Regions from separate parts of the Homo sapiens genome. Here region 2 is linked to region 1. The links are chromatin loops, found by intact Hi-C in ENCODE. Cell type or tissue: Calu3. All regions are shown on one strand.

Evidence for each region. Peaks named below come from ENCODE experiments on the same cell type or tissue, not always from the same donor. Only the 100,000 strongest peaks of a DNase experiment are listed, where the experiment ranks them.
Region 2: it touches region 1 in a loop (12-fold over the local background); 1 of 110 quality-filtered maps calls a loop at or near these places.

The regions. Positions count from the first base shown.
Region 1 is chr4:23,854,766-23,859,765 of GRCh38, forward strand. The region is part of intron 2 of PPARGC1A (PPARG coactivator 1 alpha); the gene reads right to left. Among named protein-coding and RNA genes, the nearest start is that of PPARGC1A, 33 kb to the right of the region's middle. In Calu3, no CTCF peak of the experiment used is centred here; DNase peaks (open chromatin) are centred at 1,666 and 2,066.
Region 2 is chr4:23,787,806-23,792,805 of GRCh38, forward strand. PPARGC1A (PPARG coactivator 1 alpha) reads right to left here. Exons shown (of 13, transcript NM_013261.5): 13 at 4,216-5,000. Among named protein-coding and RNA genes, the nearest start is that of PPARGC1A-AS1, 21 kb to the left of the region's middle. RefSeq lists an enhancer at 335-1,534. In Calu3, no CTCF peak of the experiment used is centred here; DNase peaks (open chromatin) are centred at 536, 826 and 2,166.

The DNA.
Region 1 (5,000 bases):
TAATACGATGCTTGGAATATGGTAGACACCGGGTAAATCCCAGATGGATGAATGAGAAGCTATAAAGAAAAAAAGGGGAAGGAAGGGAAAGAAAGGCCTGTTTCCAATATAAACTAGGTTGAAATACTTTACCAGCCTAAGTGATATCCTCACCCACTGATATGATTTGGCTGTGTCTCCATCCAAATCTCATCTTGAATTGTAGCTCCTATAATTCCCACGTGTGTAGGAGGAACCCAGTGGGACATAACTGAATCGTGGGGGCGCACTCCCCGATACTGTTCTCATGGTAGTGAGTAAGTCTCATGAGATCGATGGTTTTATAAGGGGAAACCCCTTTCACTTGGCTCTCATTTTCTATCTTGTCTGCTGCCATGTAGGATGTGCCTTTCACCTCCTGCCACAATTGTGAGGCCTCCCCAGCCATATGGAGCTGTGAGTCCATTAAACCTCTTTTTCTTTGTAAATCACCCAGTCTCAGGTATGTCTTTAGCAGCAGAGTGAGACTGGACTAATATACCCATGCAACCCCTGACCCTTCACTGTCTTATTTGAATCTGGCTTTTACCACTCAAGACTTTTAATGTTAGTTATATTTTAAAATACTTATCTTTACTTCCAAATAGATGGTAAACTGGAACATAATTGGCATTCAGAAAGCATTTGTCAAATATATGAGGATTACTTAGCTAACTGAACGCTCTCTTGGGACAAGCAAGGACCTACTATGCTCGATGCTTCTAAAAATGCCTACTCTTGTGCATTGTATAATGTACTCCAAAAAATAATTTCAGGTTTATTTAATTCCATATTCTGCATGCATTTAATATATGCTTAATAAGCACCGACTATATTTCAGACACTGAGTTAAGTAATGATACTGGGTTAGTGACAACCACAGCCCAGACCCTTAAATAGCTTCTCATCCCATGGGAGAGACAGGACAAATAAGAAACAGGCAGATTGAGAAATCCTGGGAGAATGTAAAGCTTCTACAGGGCCCACATCAGAGGCACCTAAGCTGTGGTAGGGTGCCAGGTGTTGGTGGTTTGGGAGAAGTGATGTAGGAGGGGAAGTCTGGATTGTTATAAGGAATTAGGCTGGCAAAGAGATGCAGGAAGGGATGTGCTACATCAGAATGAAACAATAAAATTTAAACACAGAAAAACCAAAGTGTCACCAGACTCAACATATAGTAGACACTTAATAAACAATAATTGAATAAATAAATTACTGCACTAGTGTTATGTCACTTGAAACCATCTGACATTGAACTATCCCCAGGTTCTCCCACCATGGACAAAAAGTGACATTTGGAAATGTGTTGCAATAGTTATAATACAAAACAAAGCTTGTATATCTCCTATTCCCACCCCATAGAGCTCCCACAGTATATACTTGAGCTTCCTGACTTTCCAGAATGTGCCAACACAACCATAAAGAAAATCAAACAGCAATCATTGCAAATGCCAAACGCTGAACTTTTGCAGCCAGTATTCCAAGAAAGAATTCTCTGTGCTTATATTTTTTGAGGTGTAGGCCACTTCTTGGTGTTTTCTTACCAGGGATTAGTCATTGCAAACACTGTTGACTAAATGTGGTTTGTTTTAACATACAAAATGCCTTTGTTCGTTGGCTTTCATCAGCCCCATCAGAGAGAGGCCCGGGCCATGCTCAAAGCTGCAGGACACTCGGAGAAGTCACATTGTGATTGCTTGTCTTCCCTCTAAAGGTTACATTTCATGACAGAGATTAAACGTCTTGCCCATTCTATGATTGCTTTTGAAAATTATGCACTAATGATAGCCACTCAGCAAGTAGCTTAGTCATTTCCCTTTAGCCTCTGTAGAGAGAATCCCAATTTGGTCATTTCTCCAACAAATGTTTCTTGGGTGCATATCATGTGCTAGAAACTGCTACATGCAAGATACAGTGGCCTATAAAACAGGCATGGCCCCTCCCTCATGGAATTTACCTTTGATTAAAGGTACACATTGAATACATACTGGGGAGCCAATAACAGAAGCCGGACTCTCCCTTCATCACCGAGAGGCTGGCACAGAGCCCAGGGGCAGGCTGTTGAACACCTTCTCCCTGGAATTTGAATCTTGACCAGCATGCTTGTGCAGTTTTGTTCCCAAGGACACTTTCCGTTTTACAGAGCTATCCAGGAAGTTCAAGGTATTGGAATGTCAACAAATTGCCATTTATTGACTATCAATTAAGTGCAAGCATTGAACTATGTACTTTCCTTATATTATTTCTACATATATTATTTGAAAACTTAAAAAATGGAAAGGCTAATGTTTCCTGGCAGAGACACACAAATGATTTCTCAGGAATAGCAAATACATGTAATTATAGAAGGTAATGTAACAGGTCTCTCCATATTCCCAGAGCCAGTGCACCACTGGACTCACAGAAGATGCTCATCACTGATGTTCTATAGGTGTTTCTGGGATTCCTGTGACAATATAAAAGGCAACAAGTGCATAGTGACAAATGCCAAAGAGATGCAGAAACCACAAGATGGAGGACTCGCCTTTGGCAAATAAAGCCAGGGATGAAGTTTCATAAAATCTATTTAGTATGTGCGTGTGTGTGTGTGACACACACACACACGCACGTACTAAATAGATTTTATGTACTAAATAGATAAATATACATTTATCTGCATATGCATACAGATAAATGTATATTAACTAAATCATAAGCACTAGTTTCAATTCATGGAATTTCAGAGGATAGCCACTGGGTGGTAGAATTCCCACTGTTTAGTTGGGAACAAGAACCCCATTCTTTTACTTAATGTCAAACACTTTGTGCTGACAGTATAACTCATCCAGCTTTAAGACCTCAGAACTGTCACTGGTTGTTTCTTGACTGCCCAGTAGATTTGTAAATGCACCACACTTTCCTTTCACAGAATTATCCCTCCTTGACTGGATACACACCGAGAGCCAGTAAGCAAAAGCCTCACACTATTCTCACCACTCCAGGGCTAGCACAGAATAGGGAAAACCTATTGACATTTGAATCGTGATGAGACTCCTCTTGCAGTTTAGTTCCCAGGCTCCAGGTCTTTTAGGTACTAAGCCTAGTTCAACACCCTCTCATCAATTCCATCAGCCATACATATCCTTCTGCCTTTCTGCTTGAGGAAGCTAGAGTTGATTCTTTGTTTTCTATTCCATTGTTTGCAACCAAAGAACTCTAAATTATAAAAACAACTACTATGGCTAAATTATAAAAACAACTACTATGGCTAAATACTACTATGGCTTTCCGTGGAATGAAATGGTTCTTGGAAAAGTAAAGGACTTATTAATATTACATTTGCTATCTTTATAGATTCAAGGAAAGGCAAAAGCTATTACTTCCAGGAGTTTGTAGACTTTGTCTTAATTCTGTCAAAATGCATACCCCCTCTATTCCAGGCACTATACAGGACATTTTCAATGCATTGTCTCATTTAATTTTAACAACAACCAACTAGAACATAAGCTCCAGGAGGGCAGGATTTTTTTTACTCCCTGGTTCACTACTATATTCCTAGAACATTTTCACACATGATAGGTGATCAGTAAATGTTTGCTGAATGAATAAATAACCCTGAGGCAGGCACTATTTTACAAAAGGAGAAAAAAGATAATCATGGTCCTACTGCAAGTCAGTGGTAGAGCTAAGATTTGAAAGGCAGGCATGTCTGACTACAGGGCCCAGTCTCCTAACCATCTTGCTACCATTGCCTTTAGGTTCTTGGGATACAAAGAGAAGAGAAGGTTGCTGACCTCAGGGAATTTGGGCAAGCCCCTTTAAGTCCTGGTTTCCTCATTGTGAAGTAGAGATATGTCCCTCATTTGGTTTTTGAAGACCTAAGAAAGTCCTGGAAAATGCCACATAGAGATGATATGTGAATATTGGAAGTCTGTCTAATGTTCAGAAAGGTAGAAAATTGACAGTCAAATCTCACCTTTGTCATTGCTAGCAATTACCTGGCAAACCTCTTAACTCGGAGACTCAGTTCCATACTGCAGAACATTTGCCTTTTAGCCTTTTTAGAAAGACAGGAAAAATAACTACAAGTTTTATGGACTGGCTGAGTTGAAATATAAATACAAATTAAGGTATATAAATATATACTTATATAAATATAAATTATATAGATTTAAAGTGTAAATTTATATTTATATTTTGTAGAATAAATTAAATATAAACATAAATTAAAGTATGTAAATATAAATTTATATAATACAAATAAATAAGTTTATAAATATAAATTAAAATAGTATTGTAATAACTTTTAATACTAGCCCATTCCAGTACATGATTCAAATACATTATCAACTCTGTGGGCTTTCCAGGGAATATTCCCAGGGAATGTAGTAAGAGAACACTCAAGCATCATTTCAAAAACTATTCTTTAGGTTGCCTCTGTTAATTAGTGAAGAGTTTTAATGCTTAAAATGTCAGTCCCAAGTTAGGCCAAGACAAGATTCTTAAAGATGATGCCAACCCATTCAGACACAGAGCCACTAGCGAGCCATGTCAGACATGATCTTTGGCTTGTCCAATTATCTCTAGTTGGCCTGAATGCTGAAAGTGTAAGGGGAAGGTACAGGTACATTTAGGGTCTTCCAGCAAAGGAAGGAGAGAAGATGTATTCAAAGAAGAGGGAAGGAAATTGGGAGACTGCAAAGAAGAACATTAACAAAAATTCAAAATATTTAAAATGTAACACCACGGTGGCTCACGCCTGTAATCCCAGTACTTTGGGAGGTCGAGGTGGGTGGATCACAAGGTCAGGAGATCGAGACCATCCTGGCTAACACAGTGAAACCTCGTTTCTAGTAAAAATACAAAAAATTAGCCCAGCGTGGTGGCGGGCGCCTGTAATCCCAGCTACTCGGGAGGCTGAGGCAAGACAATGGCAGGAACCTGGGAGGTGGAGCTTGCAGTGAGCCGAGATGGCACCACTGCACTCCAGCCTGGGAGAGAGT
Region 2 (5,000 bases), 67 kb before region 1:
TTATTGAAATCTAAAGAGCTCTTTGTATTCTATGAATGTAGGGATTATCTTTTTATCATTCCACAAAATTAAAGCTTAAAAGTTCTATCCAAAAACCTAGCTGTGGAGAAATCCTCAAGGGTCTCCCATTAACGTGGTAGCCAGGAAGTACACAGGATTTTAATCAAAGGCCAGCGGCTGTCTATGTGACACAGAACTACCCTCACATATAGAACCAATATGTGAGGTTCATTCCTTTCTTCACAATTCTACAGCCTAGCTGCACAATTGCCTATTTTGTCTATATAATCTCATGGAATGAGTTGGCATACAAGGCAAATAAGAAACCACGGGAAACCTCTGTCCAAACCTTGCTTCGTGCCTGAAGTTCAAATGTGTTTGGTTAACCTTCTATTGATTCCTTCTCTTTCCTTCAGGTGACCTTTTTGGTCTTAGTTTTTGCCATGGCATGCCATGGCACACAGTGGCTCAATGAGACTCTGGCACCAAGTGACAAAGAAACTCTTATGAGTTGTCTATGAATTATTTCATTCATCAGGTGCACACATTGGCACTCCCTTTAATGCCGCCACCCCTGCCACTGGAAATGGCAAAAAGTCAGCCCAACAGATAGGTACTTCCCACCCTCCAAATACTGAAGCCAAACAGTGGATGGTGAACTCCAATCTTTGCTTTCTGTTCAATTGTTTTCCTGTTGGATAGTCGGAACTGCAATTCAGACTGTTGACCCTGGAAAAGGCAGCTCATTGAATCAGTACCAGGATGCTTTTCCCATGTAAACAGATAAGTGGAGGAGAATGACGCCATGCATTGCACTTGATCATTAAATTGCCTGACATGAAAGTAACACGGCTCCATCACATGCCGTGTGACCAGTTTACTAACTTACCCTTCTCTAGGAAGCAGAGTAATTAATCATCATTCTGTGATAGTGTATACACATTCCTGCCAACAAATAGGGAAGTGCTTACAGAGGGCAATACTTCTAAGCACTATGAAACATTAGTCATACATCTGATTAAAGGGTATAGTGATCAAGCCGAAAACCTAGTAGATGGTTAAACTAAGAACAAGCACGTCCTAATTTTCTTTTAAGAATTAAGTCAGTCTTTCAAGCGCACTGTGAAGCTATGAGAGGAATAAGCAGGGGACCTGCTTGGAAATGAAGTGAGAAAGCAATGATGATACGAATGAAGACAGGACTTGATTTTCAGCAACACCAACGTCCATCAAAGGAAAGTACCTGTGAATTTCCTTAAATGACTTGCTGGAGGGCATTTTGTGGTAACTATAATACTATAGCCACTTTTTTTCATCAATTAGTATTGTTAAAGAGAAGCTTGACTATAGAGTTCCTAACAGCAGCAAAAAATAAATTCCCTCCAATTAAGTAGTCTAATAAGCTATTTAGGATTTTACCACTTAACATTCTTTCCTTCCCATTTAATTTTGGCTTTCACTTGGATGTCATCTTGTTGAAAATCCATCACAGAAAACTATGTGGAAAAAAAAAGATAATGTTGCTAAGTGCCCCTGATGTTCAAAAACAAGTAGAAGCACAATATTTTTTTTAAATCATCCCAGGATTTTTCCTAATAATTCAGCTTCTTCCTACTATAAATTAATATATGAAAATATATGAAAATGGTCAATATGCAAATTCAAGTATCACACTAGCTACTTGCCTTCAGTAAGTGCTATATGCATAAATTTGAAATGATACAATATTTTAAGGTCCTTGATTATAATAATGCCTTGGTGTGCATATGTGCATGTATAATTACATTCATTTAATTTAATCATGAAAATATTATAGGATCATTTGGTTTTCTCCTCTAAAAGTTCTCTTACTCTTTTCAATTAATTAATTTCACTCTGCCCCTTTATAAGTCACCTAATGGTAAGTAATGGGTTTTGAGCTGAACAGAATATGGTCACATTCCTCTGGAATTAATTATGGACAGAAAAGAGACATGTGGGAAAGTGGTGGCCTCTTGCCTTTAGCCTACATCCTAGTCATGAAACAATGTTATGGCTTTTCAGTCGAACCTGGTCCTCAAAATATTCACATTTCATAATCATTTCTTCTACAAGTTTCCAGTGTCCCCAGTGCTGAGAATTCGCCCAAGGGCAGTCACCTGATTACGACAGAAGAGACCTGGAAACCAGCCCATGTGACCCCGCATTCCACATGCTTGACTAGAGTGGAGCTTTTGGGACTCTGCATAGTTACTGGAATCACATGGAATATAACAAGGGAAACATGGGGGTGGAGGACATTTAACATTCTCCATGCACTAGGAGAACAGATAACGCCCCAGTAAGTGGAAAATAAAAATGGGCCATTTTGAGTGGAAGGGAGGAAGCATAACGTGAAGGTTATGTCTTACCATCCTTCCCCTACAAGAAAATCTTATTTTCCCTCTCACAGAAAATCTGTATTTCTTTTCCCCAACATGCTAACAGAGACCGGTGAACAGAAATAGGCTGCTTTGTGTCCATCAATAGAATCTATATACTATCTTTTCCCCCAGGGATTAATTCAGCTTTTGATTAAATCTTTCTGAGATTTAAATCATGATGTTACAAACCTCCAAGGAACTCCTCTATGAGTTGTGACCTTCTTTATTACTCTCTGCCGTTTGATAAAGTACAAAGATTGATTTATAATGGATTGTAGTGTGTTTGAAAACGGAGTAGCAACGAAAATTGCAAAATATAAGATTAATATAAATATTGCAAATGGAATGTTTTAGTTAAAATATTCTATAACTAATACTGAGTTATAAATGTGTAGCTAGTAACACTACAGTCGAGTCAGTATAGTAACGTTATTAGGGCTGTAAATTATATCCAATGATTAGCTAAATAAACCTACAAAGAAGAGAAAACCGACAATGCTAAAAAAGAATTTCAATTCAATATCATATTGTATACAGTTTAGACAGATTTGGTTTGGAGGACTTTTGAATTGAGACAATCTTTTTTTAAAAAAAGCTATATCAAATGTTATTTTTGTCAGCCCAATTTTGGTTTTAATAATTATTTTGCCATTAGTATCAACAAGAATGAAAGTGAGTCAATGTTTTGAGGACAATATGAAATAAATCCTTTATCTCAATCAGGATATTCCAGTACCAAACTAGCAGCTACTAATGCTGCTTCTGAAAATCCCTCATTTTCTCTCCGCCCTCAAAAGACTTGTTAGGTTAAAAAGTTAAGCATTTAGGGAAGAGTTCTAATGTCCTTGCTGGTTCCAACCGGAAGATTAAAAATGCCTTATGCAATTTAAGCAACAATAGAAGACAAGTCAGGAACTGAGACTTATCTATTGAAACTCAGGAGTGCTTGGTATCCACAGTGGCAGATAAATTCAGTATTTGGGTAAGATAAGATAATGGTAGATTTTTATTTTCCATTTCCATAAAATAAATAATTGATGAATTTTATATTGGTATAAAACAATCCATGGGGAGTGTATCTTATGTTATTTAGCAGATTTCAATGCACTTCTGATAGCTCTTATCACATTTCCAATATTTACAAACACTCTTTTTCTCTCTAGGAGATGGAAATGATGGAATATAATTTAGCCATCTTTCCCCAATGTTGCATATGTTGAGTCTTGCAATGCAAATGATTGGCAATGGGAGCAACCATTTGAAATTGGGCAAGGGCATTCTCTGTCATTAGGACCGTCATCATCTACCAGCCACAGTGGACATCCTGACAGCACGATGTGTCTTCAGCTATCAGCTCATCCCATATTTAACCAACCCGATGACTTCCATATGATGGGGAACTGCATCCTGTTACAAGTCTTGGAGAAATATTCAGTCCATCTACAACAAAATCGCTTTCTATACTGAATATTCAGTGAGTTTTTTCCCTAGGGGAAAGAGCTTCTACTTAAAAATACACACTTCCCAGGGTTAAGTACAAAAATAGAGCTAATCCATTTGATACAATCCCCTGTCATTTTTCACCTCTGAACGTTCGTTATAGAAACCACCACGTCTGCCTTTGCCGTTTAGAAAAAGACAAGATACAGAAGATGCACGTTACCTTAGAGCTGAAATGCATCCATGAATATGGAAAAGCAAGGAGAAAGGGAAAGAGAGCCAGAGAGGAAATAGAATAATAATAAGCGAGTAATGGGTACTGATCTGAGAAACATGCCAGGAGTTTGGTTACGATAAATAAGAAAAGCAGAAGTAGATTTGAAACATTCGTTTCCCTTTATTAGCTCAGTGAGGCTGATGTGTACTGCACATTTAAAAAAAATCACAGGAATTTTCATACAATGAATAAAACCACAACAATACATGTAGAATTGGCAGGTGGAAAAAAGGCCCGGCAAGGGCTCAACTAATCGCTCACTTTCCCTCTTCAGCATAGTTCAACCAACAGTATTACACTTTCACCTACAAATCTTAAAGTAGCTCCATCAAATCAGCAGTTCACATTATTGAAAATGTCTGTCACATAGGTACAAATTTAGAATCATCACATTATAGTACATGGCTATTCTAGGTCATCTATAGATCAGGTCTTAGACTACAGTGATTGAAGTTCTCATTACAGCCATCAAGAAAGGACACATAATCATTACCTACTGGAAGCTCACATCTAAAGGCATGAAAAGGTTTCCTTTTATCAACTGACCCAAACATCATACCCCAATAGTGCAAAGTTCCCTCTCTGCTGCTTTGAATGTTGACAGCCCAACTGTTGTTCTCGGAGTCGTTTAGCAAAAAATTGATTTTGTTGCACTGGAAGAATTATTCTGCTACATCTCTTTTAAAAAAGAAAAAAATCCACATTACTAAAGCACCAGTTCGGTTACCAAAATTGTAGATGTGGTACTTACCACGGCATGAAGGCAATGGCCCACGGTCTTCTAAAAATCCTACAGATCTATGCTGAAATTTGCCTCCAGTGATGATGGGGTGCACGTGTTCATTTGAAATATTCTCTCCCAAAAAAATAAAAATAAAAAT